Regions from separate parts of the Homo sapiens genome. Here region 2 is linked to region 1. Evidence: chromatin loops called from intact Hi-C (ENCODE). Cell type or tissue: GM12878. All regions are shown on one strand. Links, peaks and the distances in the headings refer to the core of each region. The heading gives the core; the rest is flanking DNA.

Region 1 (16,555 bases), core at 8,374-10,873:
AATCTAAGCATGATGAGTGCTAAACTGATTCCAGTTTAAGTGGAGTGGACATGAAGGAGGTTAACAAGCTGTGAGGGGCTGGGTGCGCTGGCTCATGCCTGTAATCCCTGCACTTTGGGAGGCCGAGGTGGACAGATCGCTTGAGCCCAGTAGTTCAAGACCAGTCTGGGCAACGTGGCGAGACCTCTTCTCTACAAAAATTAAAAAAATTAGTCAGATGTGGTGGAGTGTGCCTGCAGTCCCAGCTCCTCAGGAGGCTGAGGTGGGAGGATTACTTGAGCAGTGGAGGTCGAGGCTGCAGAGAGCTTTGATTGTGCCACTGTACCCGGGCAACAGAGGGAAACCCTGTCTGGAAAAACAAAACAAAATAAAAACTTATGACTTAATATTAAATAACTTGTTGCTTCAAGAATTGTTTGGCTCTTTGTATTGTTTTTCTTTTTCTGGACAGAGGGGGAATCTCAAGATATTTCCAAGGGTATTATATGCATATTCACTTATATATTCATTTTTTTTTTGAGACGGAGTCTCGCTCTGTTGCCCAGGCTGGAGTATATATTCATTTTTATTCAACAAGTATTTGTTAAGTACCACATCCTGGTCTGAAGATATGAAGATTTCAAAAAGTCATGATTCTTGCCTTTAAGGATTCCCAGATCTAATTTGATGAACAAAACAGGGATGGGATGGGATCCTTCCAGAAACTGCTTGAGCCCTCTGCACCAGGAGGTGTGCACCTGGTCTCTAGGGTGAGCCTATTTCTATTTAGGTCCTGGGATAGAAGGTTTACCCCTTGGAGAACGGTAAGGGGAGATACTTAGGTTTCTCTTACAACCTACAGCTGCTGCCTGGAGCACTGAGGCCACATTTGTAAGATTAAGAAATAACCCCAGAGTCCCTGAGGCCACACTAGCGTAAATGGAAATGCTGGACAAGGAATCTAAAGGCCTGAGTTTGAGTTCCAGTTTTCTCCCCTAGTAGATAAGCTGTTTTCTAATGGCCTCAGTTTTCTCAGGTGTAAGACGGGGAGAATTAAGGAAATAATGAATATAAAAGGGCTCTTTCAATGGTATAGTGTTATACAAATGTTAATTACTACTCGCAGTATTGCCGTGTGGATTAAAAGAAAGGGTGCCTTGTAAATTGCACTTTGCAAATGTGGAGGGTCATTATTGTTATCCCTTCAAGCGCCTCTCACTTCCTGTTGCCTCTGCTCTAATTCCTGGCCCTCAGCTCTCTCAGGTGTTCTGTGGGATGGCATCTTGGAGCAGCCGAGTCCCTGTGATTGCTGATGGGAGTTAACTGTTTGCTTTCTGCCATTGTCAGCACACATTTACATTTCTCTTCATTTTCTTCTAGACATCTTTCATGCTGATGGTTGGAAGTCATTAAAGTATTCCCTTATAGTTTTTTTAGGTCTTCACTGTAGTTAGGGAGACCTGAGAAATTTTCTCTTTCACAATGACCCACAGCAAATTGTCACATATATGCTAAATTTCTACTCTGAGGAAGCCACACCATGTCAGATCCATGTTCAATCCATTGTGATCTGAATGTGTCATCAAAATATTCTCAGTGGATCTGTATTGCTTAATTTTTTTGTCCAAATTCTTCATCTTGGAATTCAAACTCCTTCGTGGCCTAATTCCAGCTATTTTTTCATTATTTCCTTTCATTCACTGTGAACTCTAGTGAAGTGGAACTTTTCACTGTTTCCTGTAGGCAGGGTTGATTTTTTTAGCCGGTTCTCACTAGTAAGAACTGGTGCCACACGCTGGTTGTTAAAATATTGAAATTCTTCTCTATCACTTGCTAAATAGCCTCTTGCTTAAACCCCTGAGTGCCACCCACCTGAAGCTCCAGCCACTCCAGTCCCTCTCCTGGTCCACCCAATTCCCATAACCAGGTAACATAAGGGTTAATGCATGGCTTGACAGAGGGTCTCTAGGACTTTCTTCAGCCTTGCAGACTGGTAACTGTTCTAATTGGCCAGTGCTGGGTCACATTTTGAATATCTTCCAGCCTTTAGGAATCTCACAGTTTCCCATATATTGGTTTTTGTTCTTGTGATTCCTTCCTTCCATCTGGAATGTTCTCCCCATCTTCTTATATCCAAATTCTAGCTCTATGAAGACTCAACTCAAAAAGCATCTTCTCGTGGGGCTTTCAGTCATCTCTTCCAACTAAAAACATCTGTCTCTTCATTGATATCCTTCATTGATACATAGCACTGTATCTGTACTTTTCTTTTGATGTGTAATACAGTGAATCTTGAATTATAGCCTTTTTTTTTTTTTCTGTTAGGCTGTCAGCTCATTAACGACAGGCTCCAGCATCTCCATCCTACCTTTTGTTAGTGGCACCACCCACCTTCTAGAGGGCATTTAACGACCTTCTTCTTATTCATACTTTGGGTGTAGGGCAAGGACATGATGGGTTAGTACCAGGCATGAGGACTTTCATGTGACAAATGAAGAATTCAAAGGTTCTTGTGGTCTTTTTAGATGGTTTATCATTTTTGTGCGATAAGACTTCCTCTAGTTTCACCTTTCCCTGGCTCCCATACCTCACCTCCTGCTCTTGGAAGGCCTGAGGATGGGCAGGTTAGCTCAGCAATGTTAAGAATGTTAGGAAGAAACTGGGTAAGTTAAGGAGATTTTGGATGAAAGGGATAGAAACTTGACTCAAATAGGGTTCAGTATTCATAAAATTATTATTTATTTTCTCCATAAAAGTAGGTCCCAGGACAGAGCAGTCTCCAGGGCTGATTGATTCAGCATCTTAGTGATGTCATCAGGGACAAGGCTCTTCAGTCTTTTTATCCCGTGATCCACATTTCCCTTGTAATCATAGGATGGCCACCAGAAGCAGGTGGCACATAAGGAGCATGTATTTCCTTGTTCAAGTGGGAGAAACTTCTTTTTCTCAAAAACCCTGAGCAAGCTTCTCTTGAGTCTCACTGCCCAAAACTGTTCAGTCCTGCCTAGCCCTGAACCAATTGTTGGCCAAAGGGATGAAATTACCTTAATTAGCTAAGATGAATTGTTTGGGGTGGGAGCTTGGTAGATTGTATTTTCCCCAAATGGGCAAAACAATATCTGCCTCCCACACGCTCTTACAAAGTGACCTTCACACTCTTTCTATCAAAAGGTAGGTTCTATATTTTTCCCCCTTGAACCTAGGTAGGCTTGTGACTGTTTCAGAAATAATGCTACATGATTTCTCAGACTTGATGTTAAAAGGTGAGATGATGTCTCCCTGGTTCTCCCTTGGGACACTCACTCATGGAAGCCATCCACCATGCTGTGAGGAAGCTCAAGTAGAAGAGAATCAAGAGCCAGCACCAAAGTGACAGCCACATGAGTGAGCTATCTTGGAAGTGGATCCTCCAGCCTCAGGGGAGCTAGTCCAGCTGATGCCATGTGATGCCAGGTATAGCATTTTTAATCTTTTATACCATATTTTTACTGTACCTTTCTATGTTTAGATACACAAATACCTACCATTGTGTTATAATTGCCTACAGTATTCAGTACAGTCACATGCTGCACAGCTTTGGAGCCTAGGAGCCACAGACTATACTATATAGCCTGGGCGTGTAGTAGGCTATACTATTTAGGTTTCTATGATGTTTCCACAATGACAAAATTTCTCAGAAAGTGTCTCTGTTGTTAAAAGACTGTTGTTTTGTTTGAGTATGTACACAGTATGGAGTCACACTGTATACACTCATCTGCCACTTGCTTTGTTTTCACTTAGTGATCTGTATACCAGTGCATATCTTTCTACTTTCTTCTTCTTCCTTTTTTTTTTTTTGAGACGGAGTATCGCTCTGGAGTATCGCGCTGGAGTGTAGTGGCATGATCTCAGCTCACTGCAACCTCCACTTCCCGGGTTCAAGCGATTCTCCTGCCTCAGACTGCTGAGTAGCTTGGACTACAGGCGTGTGTCACCACGCCCAGCTTATTTTCTTTGTATTTTTAATAGAGACAGAGTTTCACCACGTTGGCCAGGATGGTCTCGATCTCCTGGCCTTGTGATCCGTCCGCCTCAGCCTCCCAAAGTGCTGGGATTACAGGCGGGAGCCACTGTGCTCAGCCTCTACCTTCTTAACGACTACATAGTATTCTATAATACAGGTGGAATATCAAATATCTAATAGTAGGTTTTTTTTTTTTTTGAGGTGGGGTCTCACTCTCTCACCTAGGCTGGAGTGCAGTGGCACGATCTCGGGTCACTGCAACCTCTGCCTCCTAGGCTCAAGTGATCCTCCCATCTCAGCCTACGAGTAGCTGAGACCATAGGTGTGTGCCACAATACCTGGCTAATTTTTTGTATTTTTAGTAGAGACAGGGTTTCCCCATGTTGTCCAGGCTGGTCTCAAATTCCTGAGCTCAAGTGATCCGCCCGCCTCAGCCTCTTAAAGTGCTGGGATTACAGGTGTGAGCCACTGCACCCAGCCAAATAGTGGGTTCTTGATGAAAGACAATTAGATGGCATCATTTTTTCCCTAATCAATGATCCAGAAATCCTGTGTATGTCTGGGCATATCTGAGGAAAAACCCCTGAAAGTAGGCAGAATCAATGGTGTCCAGATTATGAACATTGAAAATGTTGACAGCTATCGCGAAATTGCCCCTCAAGGGTTAGTAATTTTTGATAGGGAAAGCCAGTTACCTCCCAAGTTTGTGAGTCAGCAAGAGACACAAAACATCAAAGCCAGGGCATTGAATGTTGTGGCAAGAGGCGGTTCTGGAGCTGTTGGCTTTGGAGGGGTCTCTGTTCTGGGGCTGGCTCCTTGTGCCTCATTTCCCAGCTGAGCCCATGGAACTCTCTCGCTCCAATCCGAGTCTCTGGGGCCTGGTAAAATTCCCCTCTGTGTTTAGTCACCTCTTGATTGGGAGCCAAAGCAGAAAACCAGTCAGCCCCACGAGCAGGAATTACCTGTTTCTCATCAACTCCACTTGCCAGAACGGTCTGTGACTTTCCAGTTACTTTTCAGGGCCTCTCCTTGTGTTTTGGTGGGTGTGTCTAGAGGAAGAGAGGAAAGCAAATGCCCTTCTAGAGCAAGTTGCCTTTTAAACGGCAAACTTGAAACAAATAAAGCAGGTTGAAGATCACAGTGTGTGCTGCTGGGCCTGTGGGGGCGCTGGGCAGCAGAAAGGCACACTCTGCCTGCAGCCTCGGGATCTGGTCGCCTGTGTGGGAGTAGGGAGGAGTCCTGACGTACCCTCTCTAAGACTGGCTGCTCTGCACCTCCCTCCAAGCCAGGCTGGCCAGTAAAGAAATCTAGCTGTGGACAGGAAACGAGTGGTTTTTGTGATCTGAGCAGAAAGGGCGTTTTAGGCCTGGAGCAGAGTGGAGGCCCTGAGCCACGGCCCAGGAAGTGACTCACCCACCCTGATGTCTGAGTTGCTGCTTCCTTTATCTTGCAGGAGGGCGTGGCGGTGGGTCCCTGGGCTGTGCCTGTGACTGGAGTGGCTAGAGGCTGCTGGCTCCTGGGTCTCAGTCAGGGTCCAGCCCCGGTCTCAGTCCTGCTACCTCAGCAGCCAGAACTCTGATTTAGAGATATGAACACCGCCTGTTACAGATATTTGGGGGAGATAGAAATGCCAGAAAACCCAGTCCCAGGAGCTGCTAGAGGGAAATACTGTTGTGGTGCCTCATTCCCTCCACCCACCTTCATTGCCCCACAATGCCCGAGGGTGGCAGTTCTGGTGACTTCACCAGCTGGTGGCAGGGGGAGGGAGGAGCTGGCTGGAGTTGCCATGGAGCGGCAGAGCCTGGTGGGCAGGGTGGGGCAGTGCCTCACAAAGGCCACCGAATTCTTAATCTCTTTCAGGTTTACTCAACTAATAAGTAACTTGTAGAGTTACAGGAATCATGTGAGGCCTTAACCCTCAGAATACCAGGAAAAATAATCACCTTTTACCATTTAGGTCCAATGGACGCTTTTAATTATCTATCTGTATCTGTCTATTTATCTATCATCTATCTTTTGATTCATCTTGTAAATAACTTGTAGAAGTAAGAATAGTAAAAAAAAAAACAAAAAAAAAACTGTATTAGAAATAATAGGCTGGGTGTGGTGGCTCACGCCTGTAATCCCAGAAATTTGGGATGCTGAAGTGGGTATATCACTTGAGGTCAGGAGTTCAAGACCAGCCTGGCCAACATGGTGAAATCCCAGCTCTACTAAAAATACAAAAATTAGGTAGGCATGGTGGTACACGTCTGTAATCCCAGCTACTCAGGAGGCAGAGGCAGGAGAATCGCTTGAACTTAGAAGGTGGAGGTTGCAGTGTGCTGAGGTCACGCCACTGCATTCCAGCCTGGAAGACAGAGCAAGACTCCATCTCAAAAAAAAAAAAAAAAAAAAAAAAACCAAAGAAAGAAAATAAAAAAAGAAATAATAAGAATTTAGATATAGCAAACCCAAATTTTTACTCCATATTTTCCTAGATTTGAAGCTACACACATATTTGCTTATTTTGTGTGTGTGTGTGTGTGTGTGTGTATTTTGATGCAGTTAACTGCTCATCAACTGTCATGCATGAACCTGGCACATATCCATTTTGTAAATAGCTGACTCCAGATTTCAAATACACCTGTAATAGGTTCTAGTTCAGCATTGCTTCTGTTTCTTCTTGCATCTGCGTTGTTCAAATGCAATACTTTAAAAAACTTTGATGGCTTATAATTTTGTTAAAGAGATGATGACCACCTTCTTTGTTCCATAATTGCGAAATATTTCATTTGTGGATTTACAAATATTAATTAAAATGGCCGATCCAGTGAATGCTTTTATGTCTGTGTTATCTATTTTTTTCTAATCACCCTGTTACACACACCTGTCTTTAGCATTAGTCCACTTATAAACTGTTATCAAGCAAATTTTAGTGCATAAACATTATAAGAGATGAAGAATAATATCATACCTTTTTAGCCAAATGGGATGATTCAGGTTCTTGCAAAATATTCTGTGATGCAGTTCTTCCTGTTGCACAACTAAACATGAGAACAGATTTTGGTTTTTACTGTTATGTGAGATCATGAAGCCTCAGCAACACGTTGTAATATAAGGAAAAATAAAGTGCTGCAGTAAACGGAAAACAATAACAACAACAGCGGTAAAACAAAGTCTCGCTCCCGTGGACATTACAATATGCACATGTACTTGTGTACATGTTGCAAAAATGTAGAAAATGTAGATAGAAAAAAAAAATAAAGCACCGACAATTTTATTATGCAGGTTAATTTTCCAGCTACGTTCTTCCTGACTTGCATTCTATGTGCATATAAACATTCAGATTTTACTCTAAAGTGGGATAAGACTTGATTATTTTAACATAACTATTTGTTATAAATACCTTTTTATGTCATTAAATATTCTTCTGTCTTGTCATTTTTAATGGTTTCATGGTGTAATTGGAATCTATTTTATCAGAGTGTTAAATTGACCAAGAGCATCCCGTACCTCACTGTGCAAGTGTCAACATTAAAAAATATCATGCTTGTTTAGGGTAGTGGTTGTCAAACTTTAGTGTGCACAAGTCTCACCTTGGGAGCTTGTTAACAGTTCAGGTCCCTGGACACCACACTCAGAGACTCTGATTCAGGAGGTCAAGAGTCTGCATGTTAATAATTCTCACTAACCAACAGGGGATTATGAGGGAGGTGGTCACCAGAGCCCATGGTGAGGCTCTTTGGTATGACTGATAGAATAGTACTTTATAGGGTCACAACTCCCTGCTCCACTTCATGGGGGCTTTGGGAGTTAGAGCCCCCTCAGGGTAAGGTGGTTTTAGCTACACTAGGCCTTTAGAGAATGGATCAGAGGGTTGAGCTTCAGTTGGTATAGGGGACTACTGGAGTCAGAGCTGGGGAAAATACCACACCAGATCAAAGAGGCAGAAATGTGTTTGGAACAAGGAGATCAAACTGAGGGCCAACAGACAGGAGGAACTGGAATAGGATGAAAGCAGGGAGGAAGGTCCCAGCCATATCTGTCAATTAGTATCAGCAGTGCTGTTGAGTGCTTGATCCATGGGCAGGTCAGTTTTGGCTTAAAGGTGTCAAGTCAAAGGGGGATGAGAGTTTGCAAAAGCCCATGCTATATATCACCCATGTGTGATCCAGAGATTCTCTGGCTCTCAAGAGTAAATAAATTAATGTGAATCATCCCCACACTAAATCCATGCCAATAGAAGTTCCAAGTCCTTCTGGGTGATCTCAGTGGGTCCCCAGGGTTCACATTCTCACGGCTGTCTCCTTCCAGTGAGGTCTATCTGCCTGCTTGACATGGGTAATTAAGCCTCTTCTCTTAGATTCCCACCAAAAAAAAACCATGCAAATATGTATGTATGTGTGTGTGTTAAAGACTTGGGAGTCTTGGGCAGGGTCACATCACACCTCACACAGCCTTCCACCACCTGTGGACTCCTCCTTATTTTTTTTCCTCCCCTGTCCAGCAACCCAGATTCCTCTCTTCCCATGACTAGCAGTTTATCAGTCATCTTTCACTGCTTGTGTGAGTCCTCTGGGTGTCACCCTCCACCCTGAACTCATGTCAAGACATTTTTCTGGGCAGTCCTACTCTGTAAGAAGAGACAGTTTGTTATTATAGTAACATTTCCTCCTTTCTTAAGCACACGCCTGAGCCTGTGCCTGTGGCAGGGGAGGGGTGGGGAGGGGCATTCATTCTTGGCTCGTGGGTTCCCGCTCAGCAAAGGCTGGAGTTGGTAGCCCATTCTCAGTCTACAATCTTGGTCGCTAGCAAATGAACTGCCAACTGTCGGCTCTGCACAACTCCATTAATGGAAGGTCAAATTATTTTTACAGCTTTTTTGAGATGGGGGTCTCGCTTTGTTTCTCAGCCTGAAGTGCAGCGGCACGATAATGGCTCACTGCAAACTTGACCTCCTGGACTCAAGCGATTCCACCACTTCCTGAGTAGCTGAGACTACAGGTGTGCACCACCATGCCTGGCTAATTTATTATTATTATTATTTGTAGAGATGAGATCTTACTATGTTGCCCAAGCTGGTCTTGAATTCCTGGGCTCAAGTGATTCTCCCACTTCAGCCTCTCAAAGTGTTGGGATTACAAGTGTGAGGCACCACGCCCAGCCTATTCTTACAGTTTCTCTCTTGGTCTTTCTGTTTTTTTTTTCAGCAGGATGGCTGGCAGGACTCCTCTGGGTAGCGATTTTTGAAATAGTTGCTCACCAAAGCTAGCTATAATATAGAATCATTGATGCTGAAATAAACATGTAGCAGACACTGCACTCCTATCCAGATTTCACAGATGAAAGCCATATTCTAATACCCATTTATTCATATGTTTTACCATTTCTGAAATCCAGGCGTGTCTTAAAATTGAAGTGTTCATTTAACGTAATAGTCACCCCCTGCCCTCAACTGCTTCTTTTTAATTGATGATGCCTCTTACAATTTTACAATCTAACAATGCAGTAGGAACACCACCCTGTATCCCCAAAGGAACTGAGTTCGGGGATTGTGCAGCATTCTTTGCCTTAAAATCTAAGTTACAGATGAACATGAGAATGACAGAATCTCCTGTCTATTTGAAATTCCAAGAAGCGGCTAGGTGTGGTGGCTCATGTCTGTAATCCCAACACTTTAGGAGGCCAAGGCAAGAGGATCGCCTGAGCCTAGGAACTCAAGACCAGCCTGGCCAACGCAGTGAGATCCTGCCTCAATTAAAAAAAAAATAAAGAAATTCCAAGACCTTGTGTTTTCCCCTCACCATCAGTCCAGGCCAGGGCGGTGAAGTGAGGTTTCTTCTCCACTCCCTGTTGCCTAATGCGGGGTCTACATGAGACATTGCAGTCAGTCACCACCAGGTGGCGCACAAGCCATGAAAAAGAAGTTCTGAGGGCCGCACATCTTCAACACCGGGTTCTTTCCGGATGGCTACTAATGAGGAATTGAGTGGCTACTTACATGGCAGGTGAGCTGGCTGGGCCTGGTGAAGACAGATTTCGTGGAGCATCTGGGAAAAGGTTTGCATAGCACGGACAGGGACAGAAGTTAGGATACATTAGCTAGAGTAACGATATCTACGGAACGAATGCTTGCAACTCTCCTGCAATACAGGAGAGAACAAGATCGCACCTGAAGTGATCTTGTGTTTTAGAAACTCCTGGCCAGGGGTGGTGGTGGGTGACAGTGGTCCCAGCTACTCGGGAGGCTGAGGTGTGAGAATTCCTTGAGCCCTGGTGGAGGCTGCAGTGAGCCTAGAGAGCACCACTACTCTCCAGCCTGGGCGACAGAGCAAGACCCTGTTTCAAAAACCAAACTAAACCAACCCCAAACCCCCAGAAACTCCTTCAACGAGTTGAGGTTTAATGTCATTCCCTCAGCTTCTACAGAAGATTATTGCAATGACGGACATAGAATAGATTCTTATTCTTGGGTTCTGTTCAATGCAGGTTGATATATTTTACTCCGTTGTCACACATGTAACTTGGAGGAGACTTAAAAAGTCTGAAGCTGGGCTTGTCCTCAGATGGAGGCATGAGAGGGCTGGGTGAGGGGGGAATAAAGCTGCCATCCAGTGTGGTTTCAAGTCTCAGGGCGACTCGGGTGTTTTTCTCCTCAGGATTCAGCATGTTCCTCACTGCTCCGTCTCTCGGCAGATGGCCTTGTTTGCTCTACCACAGGGAAGACAGCTGTTAGGCGCCGACTCCTCCAGCTCTTCCCTGCCCCTGCGCAGCACATTTATCCAACCTTGTCCGCACCTTCGCCATCTGCACTCCCTCTCCCACTGCAGAGGGGACCTGCTCCTCCCCGGGGCCTTGGACCCCACGCCCTCCCACCTAGCTCCTCATTCTTCATTCGTCAATGATCCTCTTGGTTTCCTGCATCTTCCGCTTTCTGCTCTGTATTGCATTCTTCTCACCAAATAGCCCTAAGCCAGCCCGCCAGCCTTCCCCCTACCCTGACTCTGTTTAGCTGTGTGGGGTCTCCCGCTTCTTTTCCAGCCAAGCTTCTGCAAAGAGTGAGCCTCCAGATTTGGAAATATTTCCTTCATTAAATACTAAATTCTCACAGCTGGACTTGGATATGTTTCTGGCCTTTTAATTGTTCCACTGACTTTTCCTCTCGTTCCTATTACCACCGGTATCACAGTATGTTAATGACTTTAGCTTAGGATACTTTTAATATACAATAGGATGAGCCCTTTTATTGACACCTTTCCCCAAATTGTCCCGACTACTCTTGCCTATGTAGTCTTCCTGATAAATTTTAGAATCATTTTTATACAGTTCCAAACACTTCATTTCTATACAGTTCCTGTTCAAGGTATAGACCAATAAGGGGATAACTGATATCCTTATGATGGTGAATTCTCCCATCAAAGAAGAAGGTGGCTCTGTGAACAGAACAAGGAAACATAAATCAGGTTTCCTTTATGTTCTTCAAACCAGTTTTATATCAGAGGCACATTTCACATTAATTACTCCTAAGGGCATATTATATTGTTGTTGTTACTATTGTGATAAGCAGAATCTTTCCCTGATATTAGTTATTAGGTTTTTATGGATATATAAGAAAGTTACTTTTCTGAGGGAAGTTTGTTCTATAACTACCTGTTACTAAACTTTGTGGATCTCATACCTTTTCAGTCAATTCTCTTAGATGCCCTAGGTAGAAATACTGGTGTCTTAAACAATGACCATTTTGCCTCTTCCTTTCTAATTTGTGTACCTAATTTATTTCTTTTCTGTTCTTTCAGCATTAGTGAAAAATCCTGTGGATACGGAGCATATCCTTGTTCTTATATTACATCCTCAGACAGGCTTTCTCTTATCCCCTTTTCCAGTCTGAATTTTGTTCTCCTTGTTTTTCTGTTTTATAGTGCCCACTCTTTTCCTGCATAACTCTTATAGTTTATAATCTTAATGGCAATCCTCACTAGTCTGTGAGCTGCAAAGCTGTTTCTTTCATCATTGTGTATCCTGTGCCCTGCCATTGTCTGCCACATGGTAGGTGCTGCATAAATATTTGTGGAATGAAGGAAATTTCTTAATTTTAAAATTAGTGCTATGTTTTACCATTGTTGATTTTAGGTAGAGTTCTCTTTTCATAATTTTATTTATTTATTTTTGAGACAGGGTCTCACTCTGTTGCCCAGGCTAGAGTGCAGTGGTGCGACCATGGCTCACTGCAGCCTCGACCTTCCCAGGCTCAGGTAATCTTCCCACCTCAGCCTCCTGAGTAGCTAGAACCACAGGTTCGTGCCAGCATGCCCAGCTAAATTTTGTACTTTTTGTAGAGACAGATTTCCACCATGTTGCCCAGGTTGTTCTCAAACTCCTGGGCTCAAGCCATCTGCTTGCTTTGGCCTCGCAAAGTGTTAGGATTAGAGGTGTGAGCTGCCACACCTGGTGCTTTCATAATTTTAAATTAAAACATATAACGTGTTTTTAAAATTCCATGTCTCCATAGAGATAATTGCACAGGCTTTCTCCTCTGCTAAGTTCAGAATGAGTTGCATGAATGGGTTTCTTTTAGAGAACTGGGGTTTTCTGAAATGAACCATATGTGGTAGCATGGAGTGTTTGCTCATGGAATCCAAGTGAAAAGAAAAACTGCTCTTGGGTATTTTGTTCAGGGGTTTTCATCTATCTTTATATGTAGGACTGATCTATAGTTTTGGGGAGCTTTGGAATTTTGATGTTAGGGCTGTGCTACCTTTGGAAAAAACTGTAAATCTTTCTTGACATTTGTATTCTTTGATGTGGTTTAAATAGTGTAGGAATGATTTGTTCCGTGGATGTTTGAAAACATTCACCTGTGAAACTGTCTTGCTTAAAGGGTAAGAGGGTAGTTATTTGACAATTTTTTAAAATTGGTTATGATTATACTTCTTTTGAATTAATTTTTCTAAAAAAATCATCCATTTCCCCCCAGACTTTTTCTTTCCTTGTGTTTGTTCTATCTTTCTAAGAATAATTTTTACAAGTCTATTCTTCTGTACCTATAGCTAAATGTTTTTGGTATCTATGTGTCTATCTGTAGATATATAGACATCTATCTATGTATCTATCTATGTATCTATGTATCTATCTATCTATCTGTCTATCTATCATCTATATCTACCTACTTATCTATCTAACTAGCTAGTCTTTTCCTCTTTGTTAATTATTTCAATTGTTTATTAAATGTCTTGAGTTCTTTGGCTTGTTCATCGATTCCATGGCTATTCTGTGTTTTAGTCCATTGCCTTAACGACTTGGCCACAATATCTTGTTTTCTAGTTCTTGAATTTCTACTTAAAAAAAATCTTCTTTTTCCTGCTTTTCTTTTAAACAAATTTTATTGAAGTATAATTGGCATATTAAAAACACACATATTTAATGTGTACATCTTGATGAGTTTGGACATATGCATACACCGTGATTACCATCACCACAACCACACTGAACATATCCATCACCTCCAAAAATTTCCTTGCTTTCTTTTGTGTTTTATTTTTGGTAAGAACACTTAACATGAGAAATGTTCTTTTAATGTATTTTAAAGTGTACAATACCATATTGTTCACTATAAGTACTATATTTTACCTAGATCTGTAGAACTTACTTATCTTGCATAACAGAGACTTCATACACATTGAAAATAATTCCTCATTTTTTCCTCTTCCCAGCCCCTGGCAACCGTCATTCTATTCTCTGCCTCTGTGAGTTTGATTATTTTAGATACTTCAGATAGGTGGAATCACACAGTATTTGTAATGTTCTCTAGCTGTATCCATGTTGTTGCAAATGGCAGGATTTCCTTCTTTTCTTATTTATTTATATAGAGACAGGGTCTTCCTATGTTGCCCAGGCTGGTCTCAGATTCTTGGCCTCAAGTGATCCTCCTGCCTCAGCCTCCCAAATTGCTGGGATTACAGGTGTGAGCCACTGAGCCCAGCCAGATTTCCTTCTTTCCAAAAGCTAACTAATACTCCATTTTCCTGCTTTTCTTAGGTCTGTTTTGTGTCTTAGTTTTCTAACTTATTGAATTGAATACTTAGTTTATTCCTTATTTACTCCCTCTTGTTTAGTAAATAAAGTGTTTAAGGCTGCAGCTCTAGACTTTAATATTTAGTGACTTTTAATTGTTATTTAAAAAATGCAGTCTTTTTTGCAGTTTTGCTTTCTTTTTAAACTTGAGTTATTTAGGAGTGTTTTAAAAATTTCAAGTATTTTTGATATATTCATCTATTATTAATTTCTAGTTTTATTGCATTATTATCAAACATGTTACTTGCATTATGTATGCTTTTGGAATTAAAAAAATTGTTGTTGTTTGTTTTTGAGATGAAGTCTTGCTCCACTACTTAGGCTGGCATTCAGTGGTGTGATCTTGGCTAATTTTTGTATTTTTAATAGGGACGGGGTTTTACTATGTTGGCCAGGCTGGTCTCAAACTCCTGGCCTCAAGTGATCTGCCCACCTCAGCCTCCCAAAGTGCTGGGATTACAGGCGTGTGCCACCATGCCCGGCATGCTTTTTGGAATTTATTGAAGTTTTAATTGTGTCATGATCAGTTTTTAGAATCTTTCATGCTACTTAAAAATATGTGTGTTTTCTAAAGTGAATAGAGTTCATATATATTACATAAAAATATTTAAAAAGATATTAGCTAACATATATTTAGAGTTATCTTTCTGTATGGTAGGCATTGTATGAAGCATTTAATGCATTATCTCAGTAGGTAATATTATTTTTATCACTTCCATTTACAGATGAGGAAACTAGTATTTAAAATGATTTCGTGCCCAGCCTCATAAAAGGAGTGTCATGGAGCCACAAATCCAAGCTGGGTTGGTTTGCCCACAAAGCCCATGTTCTTCATGACAATTTTAAACAAATTTTCTATGAACTTATTTTATGTTCCTGCTAAAGATGGAGACATATGTCCCCTCTTCTATTGTTTTTCTGTGAGTCTCTCCTTGTATTTCTAGCTTGGTTTTCTTTTCATTTGGATCCCAGATTGTTGGGCATGTTTGACACATTACTGTCCCCCTAACTGTAAACTCCATGGTGGGAAGGCTTTGTCCTGTTTGTAGCTTATCCTCAACACCTAGGATAGTGCCTGACACATAATAGTTGCTCAATAAATAGCTGTAGAATGATTGAATGACAGTTTTAAGTTTTATCTTTCTGGTGGATTGTACTGTTTGATAATAAGAATGGATTCACTTATTGCTTTTATGTTGAATTCTATTGGTTAGATCTTAATATTGCAACCTCTGCTGTATTTGTTTGCTTGCATTTGTGCAATCTATTTTGTCCCTCCTTTGACTTTTAACTGGAGAGATTTTGTTTTAGAGGTATCTTTCACAGAAGCACAAACCAGGACTTGTTTTTGCTTTTTGTGGGCTCCAATAGGTAAATGTGAATATGAATATTATTGAATGGACGGATAAAAATATGTGTTTTATGAGTGAAAGATAAGCCTCATTCTAGAGGCCATGACAATGATGCTTTATCTCAGTTTTCAATCTGAGACTAGAAGAAGACCAAGGGGAAATTAATGCTTAGTAACTATTTCTTGTACTTTTTATAAGGTTTATAATTTGGCTTTACAATTTGAAATGTCTTTCAGAAGAGCCTAGAGAGAGTTATAGTTTATTGATATTAAAATCACAGGTTACTGAAGGATATTACACAACATTTAATTTTTCTTTTCACCATAAGCCATTCCTAAAAACTGTTAGAGTCCCAGAAACCAAAAGTTGAAGAATTGGACCTGTGATAGATAGAGTCTGAGGTTTATGGAGGAAGAAAAAGCCAAGAATGCCTAAGACAATCAGCTCAGCCAACTGGGGAGGTGAAAATTTTTTGTAGCATCTGGATATCACTTTAGAACTCATCCTCAGAGGATCTAGTGTGCTTGTTAGATTTCCAAATATGATAGACATCATCCTGCTGGTCGTGAGCATAATCTTCCTATGTTCCTTCCTCATCCTGGTATACATAGTCTTCTTCTGGATCCCAAATTAGGTAGCAGCAATAACTTGCCCATTCTTGTGATTCTTACACATCTCCAAACCTGTATAATTGAGCCTATTTTCTGTATTTGTTGTTTCAGATGGATCATGAAGACAATAGCATAACCAGTTACCTTTCTTCTTGGGAAAAAAGTATACCTCACAAGTTATTGGCCCAATTTTTCTGGTGGATGCTAATTCCTAAGGATCTAAATCTCTAAGCTCAGCTTCCTCCTGCTTGGGGAAATACTTTTGATCTTTTTCTCTCCACAGCTGCTCTTTTGTTTCATGGTCAAATTCTCTCACAGATATGCCTTTTCCAGAGTTTCTCTCATTTTTGCCCCTAAGATGACCCTCATCCTTTTTAGAAGGTGGTTTTTGCTCTCTAACCTCTTGTCTTTCATCATACCTTGGTTCTGGTCTCATGTCTGTTACCTGGTGTCTTCCATAATTCCTAGAGTCTGGCCTCAGATCTCTCTTGGTTTCTTTCATCATGCCTGGGTTCTGGTCTCATGTCTCTCACTTGATATCTCCTATCATTCCTGGA
Region 2 (16,555 bases), core at 4,747-7,246, 300 kb after region 1:
ATGCAGTGTTGTTCTGATTAACAGTTGACATCTATTGGTTGTGTGACACTGGAATTCACTTTTTTCAGATGAAATATAAAGGGAATATCATGGGGTTCCTAACCTGGCAATATCTATGAGTGTACTTTGAAAGGTCTGTAAAGTCCCTGAAATTATAAGGAAACATTTGTAAGTGGGTCTCCGCATTTTTTTGAGGGGAAGGGCATTTAGGAGAGGGATGCTCAAATAGTTCCGGAACAAGAAAACAGCAAAAGGTTAAGAGCCATTGACCTAGATGATCTTCAGTGACCTTTCAGCTGTGAACTTCTGTTAAAAGTAATCCTTGAGGCTTGAGGCTCTTTTTTTGCCCTGTCCTGTTTCTCTTTCCATTTATCAAACTCCTAAACACAAAACAAAAAACAGTTATCAAGTTTCATCAACTATAAAATATATATTTGATTACCAAAGTTAATATGATTATTAAATGGAATAATTCATGTAAAGCCCTTTACCACTGTCTGGCACAGAGTAAACAAACAACAGATAATTTTTTAAAAAAAGAGCTGAGGTGGAATTTATTGGTGTTACAACAGCAAGTTTAAATCCCTAAGCCAGTAGGCTAGGCCTGTGATTTTTTTAGCTCATTGGAGGAAGGTGATAAACTTTGAAATAGTCAGTGATTAAGGCTGGAAAATTCTTTGAGTTCTGAGAAAACCAGTAGAAACTCAGCTTTGTCCAAAACCTGGAAAATGATAGGCATTCAATCAATGTTAGTTTCTTCCAAAATTTGGCCTCATATTCCTCACTTTTTATCTTTTTTTCTCACCTAGAGGGTCCAAGGCCTAGAATGCTTATTAAAGACCTTGCAAAAAATAATAGAGTTACACTTTTTAAAGGTCTTACTAGAATTTTCTATAGCCATGGTTCTCAATATGTAGTCTTGGGGTGCATGTGAAGTAAAAACTACTTTCATCATAATACTAAGATATTATTTGTCTTTTTAATTTTCATTCTCTTACAAGTATCCAGTAGAGTTTTCTAGATGTGTGATGTCACAACAGCTGGAAGGCAGAACTAGGTACTATAATCCAGTTGTCTTCTATTAAGCTAGACATCAATGAGATTTTCAAAAGTGTAAAACAATGCCACTCTTCTCATTAATTGTTTTCTAAAAATAGTTACATTTTAATAAAAATATGGTATGTTAATATGTAATGGACTTGTTAAATGAATAAATACTTTAAAAACTTCTCAGTTTTAGTTTCTAATATGGAAAATATTGGTAGACATAATCCCCATAAACAAAAGCTCTTCATGTTTCTCAGTAATTTTTAAGAGCAAAAAGGGGACTTGAGGCAGAAATCCTCAAGAATCACTTCTGCTGATTCTACTGAGAATTACTTCTCTGTAGAAATAATTGTTCATTAAATGGATAAAAAATACGGAGAAAACTATGGTTTACCTTCATCCTGGACATTGTCATCATGCTCAATCTCTTGTTTTTATGAATAACTTTTAACTTTTTTCTCTAAGTGAAATGGACTTTTTTGCAATCATATTTTTTAGCTAGAAGGCTGACAAGAGCCAAATTCATAATAGAAAACTGATCCTATATGCCAGAAATGCTGACCAAAGCTTGGAGATCTGCCACACAAAATAATTCCATTTGGGAGTTTTTCATAAAAATGCTTGGATCTCCACCCCAGTTAGATCTTCTTTTTAACTGTACTCTCTGATCGTGTTAACACTTTGCCTCCTTCCAGCAGAATAACCTAAGCTTAAGTCTCGCTCTATTGTATGACTTTGACGACACATTTCTTCTTGATCTGACCTCTCTTTGTTTGCCTGAATGACCTTGTTTTCCCAGTTCCCTGGAGCAGGAATTATTCTTTGTCTATCTGGATCATGTTCTTTTGCTCCGAAGTCTCTCTGTCTATACTTTGTGTGAGTGTAAACATATGCGTTCGTTTATATTTTATTTTAGTGACTTTTTAAATTTGAAAGAATGAATGCTCCTTAATTATAAAATAGTCAAGCAATACAGAAAATTGTAATAGAAGACAGCAACAAATCATCACGGATTCCATCATATAGAAATAATCAGTGTTAACTTCTGGAAAACATTATTTCAGATTTCTTTGTATGCAGCTGGATGGAGAGTTAGACAAAATTTATTTAACACAATGGAATCATACCATTTATGCAATTTTAAATAAAAAGTTAACAATTTTCCATAGTATCTTAATTTTTATTCATATTTAACTTGCTACAAAAGATTCCAAAGAAACTTATCTTTATTTTCATTTTACAGTCTTCCCATGCCTATTACTCCAACATCATTTCTTGCTATGCTTCCACATACAACCTATGTCTTAGCTATGCTGGATTATTTTCAGGTTCCCTGAGCTCACTATGGTCTTTCTTACTTTAAGACTTTACGTACACTTAACAAAAGCCTGGAGTAGTTAGTCTCCTCAGATAAACCTGAATAACTCCTGACCATCTCTGGAGACCCACTGCAAATTCTCCTCTTTCCTTAAGATTTCTCTGAATCCTTTCTTCACCTTTAATCAGGGTTAGTTGATCACTTTACTGAAAACAGAGGATCACCCTCTGGTTCCAAATTACTTAGATGTGTTTCTGGCTTTACCAAATTTTTCTAGAATTAAACAGAATTGGCAAATTTTCAGTTCTTAATTAGAACATAGAAATGAAGTGTGGGAGAGGCAGTTTCGCATACTGATCATACTGTGGCAAGTGCTATAATTGACGTGATCAATAATAGTTCCTTGATTATGTCTTATTTGATCATGTCTATTATAGTACTTGCCACAGCATTCATATCTGTTGTTTTCTCATATGTTGGTCTCCTTGATGAACATATAAAGAAAGGAACAGGGACAATGTCTTCTATTTCTAATTTCAGTATCAAGTACATTATCTGTCATTTAAGTTGTTATTAACTTCCCTCCAATGAATAGATGAGTGAAAGAGTGACCCTAATGTTGCACTGACAACACCCATATTATCTGCATCATCTGGATTCTGTCATTAAAATAATCATAGAGAGATTACTAATCAGCCTAGCCCACATTCTTGGATTATATGTTGCAGGAGAGCTGTAGAAATATGAATGTTTGGTCACACATAGGTGGAGCTCAACCATCTGTTCTTTCAGCCCTGACAAAACTAGTCAGGAAAGGTATTAGGAAGAATGGGGCAAGTATTGTAAAGAAAAGAGCAGTAGGAACTGGCAGTAGGAACTAGTAATGTTGCTGGAAAATGAAGCCTATTGGGTATTCCCCTAATCTGCAAATATTCAAATCTAGAGCCTATGTGGTACACTTTGGGAGAAAACATAACCCTTGTCTAGCCTCTGAAATTGCACCAAATGGAAACAATTGCAGGCTCTAATACATTTTTTAATGCTACCTGAAAAAAATTAGTTTGGATGAGACATGATTTTATTTGTTTACTGGTTGATTGGTTTTTAAGACATTCAGCTAGCCTAGCAAGGCAACAAACAACATCAGAGCTGACAAAATGTCATCTTGAGAATTTAAGGAAGAAGAAGGGTTGAACTACTGTCCTATTAAAGCCCTCTTGACAAAAAATAAAGAATGATACTACTGAGTGAGGTATGGAGAATATTTTAACATTTAAAAATTTTAAAAATATATTTGAAGTCTATTATCTATCTATTAGTCTATCTGTCATCTATCTATCTCTATCACCTATCATCGATCTACCTATCTAGTCTATTGATTCTAAAAGAGGAAGCATAAAGTGATTTTTAGAGGAAAGAAAGTGAGGGAAAGTAACATTTGATGTGTATTCTCTGTTAGGATTTTTTTTTAACCTCCATGATCCTCAATTTTGTCTGTAAGGTATGGTTAATTTTTTACTTGCAAGGTTGTTTTAGAGCAAGTGTCTGAAACATAGTGAGTAGGCATTCAGTAAATTTTAATTTTCTTTTTTTAATCCAGAGTGGAATAAATAACACAAATATTGAATATTTTGTACCAAGTTTTAGAAAGCAGCAACCAGTAGATTTGATACAGATTTTTTTGTTTGTTGTTGTTTCTTAATCAGCCTCAGAGGAATCTTGAAGTAATGACTTTAAGCTAGGGATAATCTGTCTGTACTTGTATGTAAGTTCTTGAGCTCCTTAAATTTTGTTCTTGTAGCCAAAGCAGATCACCCTATTTGTGAATTTTAGGGTCTCTCTATATTTCCTCTTCTCTAATAGCCTCAGTATAGGAAACTGCCTCTCCCACCCTTCATTTCTATGTTCTAATTAAAAACGGATAACCTGCCAATTCTTAAAACTTTAATTCTAGAGAAAGTGGTAAAGCCAGAAACACATCTAAGTGATTTGGAACCAGAGGCTGTTCCTCCATTTCATCCTTTTCCTAATTACTGCACTTTATTTGTAGAAAGTAAGACAACATAAGATTTTTATTAATTGTACATTGTGGGGAAATGAAAAGAATAATATGAGACAACTTAACATATCTAAACAATCTTTAGAAAATGAACATGTTTTTCCTTGCAAATTTCATACTTCTTTGTGTTAGATGGCTTTATAATGCAAAAAATATACTTGTGAACTTCTACTGGTAATTCTATGCACTTTTAAGGAGAGTTTCACTCACTTTCACTTACCATGTTTTCCAAAGATTCAGTAAGATGTTGCTTAAAACCAGTTTCAAAGCCTGAGTTAGTGGCCTTTTAATTGTGTCAAATCATTATTAGAGAGGAAGCTTCTGTCTGCTCGCTTGATTAATTTCCAACCAAATCCAGAATTGCCTCAATCTTTACTTTTTAAAGATTTTCTACTTTTTCTTGCTCATTTCCCCACAGTTTACATACCCACCTTTGATTGTGTTAGAGTGCTCCACAAAGGTTGTACTCAGCATGTAGTATTAGAAAGTCTTCTCTGGTTATCAAGGACTCTTGGAACACAGGGACTATGTATTACACTCTAACAGAACAGCAAGTGCATGCAGTGTGTCTGCTACAAACTGACCTTCAATTTCCCTCATCCAAAGGTCATCTTTATCTAGAAAGTTTGTAAGAAGAGGAATTTTATCTTTCTTTCCTCCCATTTTGGCCACCCAGAGTTCCTCTTCAGTGCCATGTACTCTCCATGACAGTCTCAGCCATGGTTTGACATCACTGGGTATTTCTTGGCACAGAAATGCTTTACCTACAGGTTGCTAGCACACAGATGGTAGTAGAGGGGAAATATCTAACGGTATGTACCTATGACACTTCTCTTTCTAGCATCTAAGAAATTCAACTGTTCACAGAGGTTTCACATGGGGGCACCCCAGTTTTGAACTTTTTCTTTGTAGACCATACCTGATGTCTCATTTTTATCTTTCCTTTTATCTTAGAAGGGAGATGTGTAACTCTTTTTGAGTTATTTAATACTTCTGGTGTAATTTATAAGGAACAATTGCCCCCTATTTGATTAAAACATATTATTGAGAGTTTTAGCAATGTGGAATATATTACATTTAAATTTCAAATGGGTGTGGTTAAGGGATTATGGGGGTCATTTATGTACATAACCTATATATTTATATATACACATATACATATTTACACACACATACAATAAAGGCACATTAACGTTTATTCAGGATACCAGTGAAACTTTAGACATTTGTAAACGTATACTTAGAGAATAAAGCCTTTCTTTCTTGTAAATGCTTTAGACAGTGATTAGATTGAGGGAAAGATCAGATGTTGAGTTTTACCTTCTTTGGACTCATCATTAGTATCTGAGTGTTTCACCGCCGTCTAGCGGTAGAATATGGAATTACAGATGTATGGAATGAGTGCAGACGCCCTGACACGAGAGAGAGCTTTGGCTTGAGAATCAGAAACCTATACCTTGGTCATAGCAGCACTTCCAATTAGCAAGTTAATCTCTTCTATTGTAAATAAAGTAAATCCATAGATTTACTTTACTGCCATCTAGCTGTGCAGAGGTAGGATAAAAATCTATGGATTTCTCTTTTTATTATAGGTATAGACTTACTTTATCTATAATAGAAAGAGATTAAATATCAAATTTAAATTTCTAATTGTTCTTTGATAATTAGTATTTATATTCAGTGAATAAATGGTGATAGATAGATTGGTATGAATTGGTTACTAGCGTTAACTCCTATATACACAGTAATTTTGCTGAGTATCATTAATAGTATAACAGTAGCTTTTTCACTAGCAAACTAACAGACTAGTGTTATGTTGATTACATAGTACGATTTAAAGTTCATAAAGTACAAGTCCTTCTTAATATTACAATTTAAAAACTAGATTAGATAGATATATTCTGAGTCTAATCAGAAGAATGAGCCTGTTTGTTGTTGTTGTTGTTTTCATGTAACTTCTGCTTCTAATAGGGACTTGTGATTTTGAACACTCACTGATGAATTTCAGTTTAGTTTGAATTCCAAAAGTGAAGGTGGAGGAAAAGTAGCTTGATTTTTGAGTGAAAAGAGGATAAATTTGGATAGCACCAAATTTAATGGTGAGAATTATCACTCTTTTAATTAAATGCGGTGTGCTTGGCTTTTTTATTTTAACTTCCAAATTAAGGAAGTAATCTTTAAAGTTCTTACTAGTTCTGACAGTCTGCACATTTTCTTTGGGTTTTATAGTAGTAAACTTTCTACTGAGGATAGTGCATTTTGTACATAATTCTTCTACTCATCATTACTTCTCTCACTATTCATAATAAATTCATGTATTTTCTCCTTATAGGCAGGAATAATATATTTTTAACTGTTTTTCTTCTACTGGAAACCTCTGGACCCAATTAGCTTCTATTGATAGTGATTCTTCCATTAATATCTTTGACAGAGAAAATCCATGGTGTATAATTCTTATTTCCAGAGCTTGGGTTGTCTTAGAAAGTAGCTTCTTGGGATTATGTTTGATAATAATTGCTGTGATGATCATGATTAACCAGAACATCTGAGGTCAACTCATCAGTATAAAGCCTTTCTGTAAATGCTTTACAGAAGCATTGGACAGCGATTAGATTGAGGAAAAGATCAGATATGGTTGAGTTTTGTCTTCTTTGGAGTCCTTATTATTAGTACCTGAGTGCTTCACTGCCATCTAGCTGTGTGGAGGTGGAAGAAAACTGCATCTGATCCCATGGCAGGAAACTATGTGTTTGTGGAGATGAAAGAGAAGAGAAACTATAACTTGATGAAATGTTTATTGCCAATTTTTATGAAGTACAATTTTCTGGATCCTATATCCAGAAGGCCATGACAATAAATTTAAATATAATTGTACAGAATTCCAGTAGTGACACAAAAAGATGCAAATATTCTGAATATTCATGTGGGAAACTATGACAACATTCTTTGTTCAGGATGGGATGTGTTATAATGTTTCTAGAGACGTTTTGGCTCCTAAACCACGTCATTTAGCTCCTTGGATAGGTTTGTCAATAATTAATTAAAACAAAATCTGGAAAATCCAAATTTTGAAATTCGGAAATTTTTTTAAAACCTAATTTTATTCCCAACCACACAAATCTCTCTTTATTATATAGTTCTGAATATAGCCCCAAATGGTGTTTATCTTTTTCTTCCATTCACTATTTTCTTTCTTTCTTTTTTTCAAGGTGGAGTCTTGCTCAGTCACCCAGGCTGGAGTGCAGTGGTGCGATCTCGGCTCACTGCAACCTCTGCCTCCCGGGTTCAACCAATTCTCCTGCCTCAGCCTCCTGAGTAGCTAGGATTACAGGTGCCCGCTACTGCACCCAGCTAATTTTTGTATTTTTAGTAGAGACGGGATTTCACTATGTTGGCCAGGCTGGTCTCGAACTCCTGACTTCGTGATCCACCCATCTTGGCCTCCCAAAGTGCTGGGATTACAGGCGTGAGCCACCGCGCCCGGCCTCATTCACTATTTTCTAACCAAGGAGTTCAATGAATGTGGAGCCTTACAAAAACACCTGGCACCAAACAAAAGTAATATAGTACAGAACTATAGTTAAAATGAAAGAACAGACATATACCCTTACTACCAAAAGAGGAGATCATGTTAAATACCTTAATTTCATGTATGTGTCTCATTTCTTCTCTGGGTTAGTTCTTATCTTGGGCTAGTTTATGTTGGCTTCTTATTCAAAGTAATAACTCCTTTGTTCTTGGACATATTCATAGAGTGGGGTGTTGCTATCTAAGCAGAAGGAACCAGAGCCTGTTCTTTCCTTTGTATGGTAACCGCTGGCCTCAGAGCCTCTTTGTTTTTTGCCCACATCCTCACCGTATATTCTGATACCTCCTGACAGACTTGACTCTGACTCTTGCCTTTGTCTCCCCCACTGCATATGGTTGCACTGCTTGATGAATATCTATACCTATACTCTTCAATTCCTGCAGGGTCTTGGCTGTCAAGAAAGTGACTGAAAATGTATCTTTGACTTTTGCTGTCATTTGACTACTCATAACTATCATTTGATTGGCCATGGCTGTATACTTGTCTTTCATTGGTACTGAATCCAGACTGACCCTAGGCATCTCTTGATGGCCCATGACTTAATACCTATCTGGCAAAACCTGTGCTGGATCTTACCTGCCCATGAAAAGTTGTATCTCCGAAATGTTGCTGGCTAGATCCATGTATACCTATTGTATTGAACTCTAACTTCCCATGCCTAGATCCTAATTGCTCATGAGTGTCTTTCTCCCAATCTTCTGAATGCTTTTTGTTATCAGTATGGGATTCCTGTTTTCTGATTGAACTAGATTTTGAATGGCCATGAACTGATATGGATTGTCCATGGCCAAATCCAAGGTGGTCATTTGACTGGCTATGTGTACATCCCTCCCTTCTGGCTGTGTTATATCCAGGTTGAACATAGGTGTTGTTTGACTGTTTATGAGTTACTATAGAATGTCCATGACTAGATTCCTGACTTCTTATAATAATAGGTCGAGACTGATACTGAGAATCAACTGAATGTTCATAACTTACCATTGACTGTTCATGATTTAAACTGTGTCTTCCTGTTCTTTTAGTTGCTTTGGATACTATAAGGTCAGAACTAGAAAATAACTGTCAATGTCTAGACAGTTGCTTGTTTGCAGTGCTGTCTGTTGACCATGAAAGGTGAGAATTACTGATGCTTTTTCTGCTGCCACCAGAAGGCCCATACCCAGTGTGCCCATAGTCATATTCTGCAGGTCCATAGCTGCCATGTTTCCAAACCTGACTTGATCCATGCCTTTGCCTTTCACTACTATGTGACTGAAAATGACTTGCTCTACTAGATCTGGAACCTGTCTGTGTGGATTGTCCATAACCAGAATGGCCATGTCTAGTGGTATCTCCTGTCTGTCCATGAGTAGTTTCCAGTCTCCCATGAACTGTGGATCCTGGCTGTCTTTGTTGAGATCCAGCTTGGCCCTGAATGTGTCCTGAATGTGTGTGTGAGCCCCATGAGTGCACTTCACTGTCACTGGACTCACTGTGGCCAGATCCCCTTCTTCCAGTTGTCCTGGACCCTCTCTGTGTGGATTGTCCATAACCATAGTGGGCATGTCTAGTGGTATCTCCTGTCTGTCCATGAGTAGTTCCCTGTCTCCCATGACCTGAGGATCCTGACTGTCCATGTCGAGATCCGGCTTGGCTGTGAGTGTGTCCTGAATGTGTGGGTGAGGCCTCTGAGTGCACTTCACTATCACTGGACTCACTGTGACTAGATCTTTGTCTTCCAGTTGTCCTGGAACCTGTCTGTGTGGACTGTCCATGACCAGACTGGCCATGTCTAGTGGTATCTCCTGTCTGTCCATGTATAGTTCCCTGTCTCCCGTGAATGGCAGATCCTGACTCTCCATGTTGAGATCTGGCTTGGCCATAAGTGTGTCCTGAATGTGTGTGTGAGACCCCTGAGTGCACTTCACTGTCACTGGACTCACTGTGGCCAGATCCCCTTCTTCCAGCTGTCCTTGACCCTCTCTGTGTGGACTGTCCATGACCAGAGTGAGCATGTCTAGTGGTATCTCCTGTCTGTCCATGAGTAGTTCCGTGTCTCTCATGAACTGAGGATCCTGACTCTCCATGTTGAGATCCGGCTTGGCCATGAGCGTGTCCTGAATGTGTGTGTGAGACCCCTGAGTGCCCTTCACTGTCACTGTACTCACTGTGGCCAGATGCCCTTCTTCCAGTTGTCCTGGACCCTCTCTGTGTGGACTGTCCATGACCAGAGTGGCCATGTCTAGTGGTATCTGCTGTTTGTCCATGAGTAGTTCCGTGTCTCTCATGAACTGAGGATCCTGACTCTGGATAGTGAGATCCAGCTTGACCGTGAGTGTGTCCTGAATGTGTGTGTGAGACCCCTGAGGGCCCTTCACTGTCACTGTACTCACTGTGGCCAGATCCCCTTCTTCCAGTTGTCCTGGACCCTGTCTGTATGGTTTGTCCATGACTAGGGTGGCCATGTTCAGTGGTATCTCCTGTCTGTCCATGAGTAGTTTGGTGTCTCTTGTGAACTGTGGATTCTGACTCTCCATGTTGAGACCTGGCTTGGCTGTGTGTGTGTCCTGAATGTGTATGTGAGCCCCCTGAGTGCACTTCACTGTCACTGGACTCACTGTGGCCAGATCTCCTTCTTCCAGTTGTACTGGATCCTGACTGTGTGGACTGTCCATGACCAGATTGAGAATGTCCACTGGTATCTCCTGTCTGTCCATGAGTAGTTCCATGTCTCTCGTCAACTATGGATTCTGACTCTCCATGTTGAGATCCAGCCTGGCCGTGAGTGTGTCCTCGTGAGTGTGGTCTTTGTGAGAACCCTGAGTGCCCTTCACTGTCACTGTACTCACTGTGGCCAGATGACCTTCTTCCAGTGGTCCTGGACCCTGTCTGTGTGGACTGTCCATGACCAGAGTGGGCATGTCTGGTGGTATCGCCTGTCTGTCCATGTATAGTTCCATGTCTCTCATGAACTATGGATTCTGACTCTCCATGTTGAGATCTGGCTTGGCCATGAGTGTGTCCTGAATGTGTATGTGAGACTCCTGAGTACCCTTCACTGTCACTGTACTCACTGTGGCCAGATCCCCTTCTTCCAGTAGTCCTGGACCCTGTCTGTGTGGTTAATCCATGATGATAGTGGGCATGTCTAGTGGTATCTCCTGTCTGTCCATGAGTAGTTCCATGTCTCTCAGGAACTATGGATTCTGACTGTCCATGTTGAGATCCAGCTTGACCATGAGTGTGTCCTGTATGTGTGTGTGAGACCCCTGAGTGCACTTCACTGTCACTGGACTCACTGTGGCTAGATCTCTGTCTTCCAGTTGTCCTGGACCCTCTCTGTGTGGACTGTCCATGACCAGAGTGGGAATGTCCAGTGGTATCTCCTATCTGTCCATGAGTAGTTCCGTGTCTCTCATGAACTGTGAATTCTGGCTCTTCATGTTGAGATCCGGCTTGGCCGTAAGTGTGTTCTCGTGAGTGTGGTCTGTGTGAGCCCCCTGAGTGCACTTCACTGTCAGTGGACTCACTGTGGCTAGTTCTCTGTCTTCCAGTTGTCCTGGACCCTGTCTGTGTGGTTTGTTCATGACCAGAGTAGGAATGTCTAGTGGTATCTCCTGTCTGTCCATGAGTAATTCTGTGTCTGTCATGAATTATGGATTCTGACTCTCCATGTTGAGATCCACTTTGGCCGTGAGTGTGTCCTGAATGTGTGTGCGAGCCCCCTGAGTGCACTTCACTGTCACTGGACTCACTGTGGCCAGATCCCCTTCTTCCAGTTGTACTGGACCCTCTCTGTGTGGATTTTCCATGATGATAGTGGGCATGTCTAGTGGTATCTCCTGTCTGTCCATGAGTAGTTCCGTGTCTCCCATGAACTGTGGATCCTGACTCTCCATGTTGAGATCCGGCTTGGCCATGAGTTTGTTCTTGTGATTGTGGTCTGTGTGAGCCCCCTGAGTGCACTTCACTGTCACTGGACTCACTATGGCCAGATCCCCTTCTTCCAGTTGTCCTGGACCCTCTCTGTGTGGACTGTCCATGACCAGAGTGGCCATGTCCAGTGGCCTCTCCTGTCTGTCCATAAGTAGTTTCATGTCTCTCATGAACTGTGGATTCTGACTCTCCATGTTGAGATCCAGCTTGGCTGTGAGTTTGTTCTTGTGAGTGTGGTCTATGTGAGACCCCTGAGTGCACTTCACTGTCAGTGGCATCACTGTGGCTAAATCTCTGTCTTCCAGATGTTCTGGAACCTGTCTGTGTAGACTGTCCATGACCAGAATGGCCATGTCTAGTGGTATCTCCTCTCTGTCCATGAGTAGTTCCTTGTCTTCTGCGAACTGTGGATCCTGACTTTGGGTAGTGAGATCCAGCTTGTGTGTGAATGTGTTCTGAATGTCTGTGTGAGACCTTTGAGTGCACTTCACTGTCACTGTTCTCACTTTGGCTAGATCTTCGTCTTCTAGTTACCCTGGACCCTGTCTGTGTGGATTGTCCTTGACCAGACTGGCTATGTCTAGTGGTATTTATTGTCTGACCATGAGTAGTTTCCTGTCTCCCATGAACTGTGGATCCTGACTCTACTTGTTGAGATTCACCCTGGCCCAAGCCAGTTGATTGACCTGAGCCTGAACCATATTGGCCAAATCCAGTGGACTGACCTGAGTCAGATATATGTTGTCCAGAACTAGAGAAATTGTCTGAGCCAGACACATGCTGTCCAAAACTTGTGGTTGGACCTGAGCCAGACTCATGTTGGCCACAGCCAGATGATTGACTGGAGCCAGTACCATGTTGGCCATAGCTAGACTGACCTGATCTGTACTCATGCTGTGCAAAGCCAGAGGATTTACCTGTGCCTGACCCATGTTGTCCAAAGCCAGAAGACTGACCTGAGCCCGATCCATATTGGCCAAAGCCAGAGGACTGACCTGAGCCTGGCCTGTGTTGTCCAAATCCAGATGTCTGTCCTGAATTTGACCCATGTTGACCATAGCCAGATGATTGACTTGAGCCAGAACCATGTTGGCCATAGCTAGACTGACGTGATCTAGACTCATATTGTCCAAAACCAGAGGATTGTCCTGAACCAGTCCCATGTTGTCCAAAGCCAGAGGACTGATCTGAGCCTGATCCATGTTGTCCAAAGCCTGAGTATTGGCCTGAGCTTGACCTGTGTTGTCCAAAGCCAGTTGTCTGTCCTGAACTAGACCCATGTTGACCATAGCCAGATGACTGACTTGAGCCAGAACCATGTTGGCCATAATTAGACTGACTTGATCTAGACTCATGCTGTCCAAAGCCAGAGGATTTTCCTGAGCCTGACTCATGTTGTCCAAAGCCAGAGGACTGACCTGAGCCTGATCCATGTTGGCCAAAGCCAGAGGATTGACCTGAGCCTGACCTGTGTTGTCCAAATCCAAAAGTCTGTCCTGAACTTGACCCATGTTGACCATAGCCAGATGACTGACTTGAGCCAGAACCATGTTGGCCATAGCTAGACTGATGTGATCTAGACTCATGTTGTCCAAAACCAGAGTATTGTCCTGAGCCAGTCCCATGTTGTCCAAAGCCACTGGACTGACCTGAGCCTGATCCATGTTGTCCAAAGCCAGAGTATTGACCTGAGCTTGACCTGTGTTGTCCAAAGCCAGATGTCTGTCCCGAACTTGACCCATGTTGACCATAGCCAGATGATTGACTTGAGCCAGAACCATGTTGGCCATAGCTGGACTGATGTGATCTAGACTCATGCTGTCCAAAGCCAGAGGATTGTCCTGAGCCAGACCCATGTTGTCCAAAGCCAGCGGACTGACCTGAGCCTGATCCATATTGGCCAAAGCCAGTGGATTGACTTGAGCCTGACCCATGTTGTCCAAAGCCAGATGTCTGTCTAGACCCATGTTGGCCATAGCCAGATGACTGACTTGAGCCAGAACTGTGTTGGCCATAGCTAGACTGACCTGATCTAGACTCATGTTGTCCAAAGCCAGAGGATTGTCCTGAGCCAGACCCATGTTGTCCAAAGCCAGAGGACTGACCTGAGCCTGATCCATGTTGGCCAAAGCTGGAAGACTGACCTGAGCTTAACTCGTGTTGTCCAAATCCAGATGTCTGTCCTGAACTTGACCCATGTTGACCATAGCCAGATGATTGACTTGAGCCAAAACCATGTTGGCCATAGCTAGAATGACCTGATCTAGACTCATGTTGTCCAAAACCAGAGGATTGTCCTGAGCCAGAAACATGTTGTCCAAAGCCAGAGGACTGACCTGAGCCTGATCCATATTGGCCAAAGCCAGTGGATTGACTTGAGCCTGACCCATGTTGTCCAAAGCCAGATGTCTGTCTAGACCCATGTTGGCCATAGCCAGATGACTGACTTGAGCCAGAACTGTGTTGGCCATAACTAGACTGACCTGATCTAGACTCATGTTGTCCAAAGCCAGAGGATTGTCCTGAGCCAGACCCATGTTGTCCAAAGCCAGAGGACTGACCTGAGCCCGATCCATATTGGCCAAAGCCAGTGGATTGACCTGAGCCCAACCCATGTTGTCCAAAGCCAGATGTCTCTCTAGACCCATATTGGCCATAGCCAGATGATTGACTTGAGCCAGAACCATGTTGGCCATAGCTAGACTGACGTGATCTAGACTCATGTTGTCCAAAACCAGAGGATTGTCCTGAGACAGACCCATGCTGTCCAAAACCAGAGGATTGTCCTGAGACAGACCCATGCTGTCCAAAGCCAGAGGACTGACCTGAGCCTGACCCACATTGTCCAAAGCCAGAGGACTGACCTGAGCCAGACCCATGTTGTCCAAAGCCAGATGTCTTACCTGAGCTAGACCCATGCTGGTCATAGCCCAAGGATTGACTTGATGTAGACTCATGCTGGCCACAAGTTTGACCTGAGCCACATACATGTTGTTCGAACCCAGAGGACTGACTCAAGCCTGTTCCATGTTGTTCAAAGCTAGTAGACTGACTTGAACCAGACCCATATTGATCACATTTGGAAAATTCATTTGAACTAGAAGAGTTTGAAAAGCGGCCACAGGAACCATATTCATGTTGACCATTACTACAAGACTGGCTACCTCCAGACCCATATTGTCCACAGCAAGAGGACTGACTTGAGCCTGTTCTCCATTGTCCTCCACAGTTCTGTGGTTGACCATTTTCTCTAGCTCCATATCCTCTCTGACTATAGGACTGACTACAGGGGTTAGACTCAGGTTGACCACATCCAGAGGGCTGACCTCCTGAGACACAGCCATGGCCTTGTCCTCCCTTAATTCCTGACTGACAGCCTGACTGAATATAGCTAAATTGATTTCCTTGCCCTCCAAATCTATGTGACTGACAAGAACTTGAAGCATTTTGTGGCCTTCCACACCCACTTGAATTGCTATAACCACATGCATGACTTCGCCTCCCACTGTCTCCTGAACCTGAACAGCTAGACCCAAGCTTTTGTTCTCTAATTCTTGACTGAGTAGAGTTTGATTCATGCCCACTAGTCTCCAATCCACATGACAGACCACCATGACCTTTCCTTTCCCAACTGTTTGATCCAGATCCAGATTCATACTCCTCCCCAGATTCCCTAGAAGGGCTAATGTGTGACTTGTTTATTCTTTCTCTCAGTTCTACAGAGCTGGAACCATGTCTGTCTTTGCCACCACTCCATGAATGACCACAGCTGGACCTGTGGTATCTTTTCTGAGATCCCTCTTGGTTCCCAGAGCTGGATAAATTACCTTGTCTTCCTAGCCTCCTGGAGTTGGACCCATGTCTACATTTCACAGTTCCCCTTGAGTGCCCAGAACTATATCCATGCTCCTCTCCCTCACTCCAACTTGAATGTCTGTAACCTGATTTATGTCCTGGTGTATCCTCTTCATCCTCTTCTGTTTCACTTTCTTCTTCTTGGTGTCGGTGACCACGCCTATGCTTCTTTGACCCTGAAGCTTTGCAGTATTCTTTGCTGAGGACCTTGTTGCAGGCCATAGTCAGCTTGAATATCATCAAAAGAAACTCAGTAAAGTCCAATCTTCTGTCATGATCTCGATCCAGCATATGCATGATGACATCCACTGTGTCTGGATCATCTGGGTTCTGTATATGAGTGACACACCAAGGGAGACCTGGTCAGCCTAACCTGCATACTCAACTAACACATTTAAATAGCGCTGTGAAATTATGGATGTTTGACATGATGTAGTTTTAGTCCAATAAAGGATTACTTTAGGTTAATAGAACCCAGTAAATGTTAAGGGTTAATAGAAAATAAAGACTACTGGGATCCTCAGAAGAAGACATTTCAAGGATTTAGGCTAAAGGATTAAGTGCTTAGGTAAGGCCTACAGGAAGGAGTGGAATAAACTAAGTTCAGTAACTGGTATTTCTAAGTTTTACATAAATTGTAACTATTACATGTTAATATCTTCCATGTTGGAATTTATCATCTATTATTTTGAAGTTAATAACTGAGTCTTTTTTTTTTTTTTGAGATGGAGTCTTGCTCTGTAGCCCAGGCTGGAGTGCAGTGGTGCGATCT

What was found. A loop is a pair of places that touch in the nucleus more often than their neighbours do. Peaks named below come from ENCODE experiments on the same cell type or tissue, not always from the same donor. Only the 100,000 strongest peaks of a DNase experiment are listed, where the experiment ranks them.
Region 2: a loop joins it to region 1, with 3 times the contacts of the local background. A loop is called at or near these places in 25 of 110 quality-filtered maps.

What each region holds. Positions count from the first base shown.
Region 1 is chr1:152,042,878-152,059,432 of GRCh38, forward strand. It overlaps LOC101927949 (a long non-coding RNA gene), which reads right to left and starts at 7,010. Exons shown (of 4, transcript XR_922147.2): 1 at 6,939-7,010; 2 at 5,396-5,557; 3 at 4,945-5,031; 4 at 4,412-4,860. RefSeq lists enhancers at 4,645-5,844, 5,217-5,536, 6,723-7,284, 9,665-10,221, 9,774-9,823. In GM12878, for the core only: a CTCF peak has its summit at 9,861 (motif pointing right); a DNase peak (open chromatin) is centred at 9,865.
Region 2 is chr1:152,341,535-152,358,089 of GRCh38, forward strand. FLG2 (filaggrin 2) reads right to left here. Exons shown (of 3, transcript NM_001014342.3): 3 at 7,201-16,113. The coding sequence ends at 9,076. All of the region lies in intron 7 of CCDST (cervical cancer associated DHX9 suppressive transcript), which reads left to right. Among named protein-coding and RNA genes, the nearest start is that of FLG2, 10 kb to the right of the region's middle. In GM12878, for the core only: CTCF peaks have their summits at 5,793 (motif pointing left) and 7,124; a DNase peak (open chromatin) is centred at 5,757.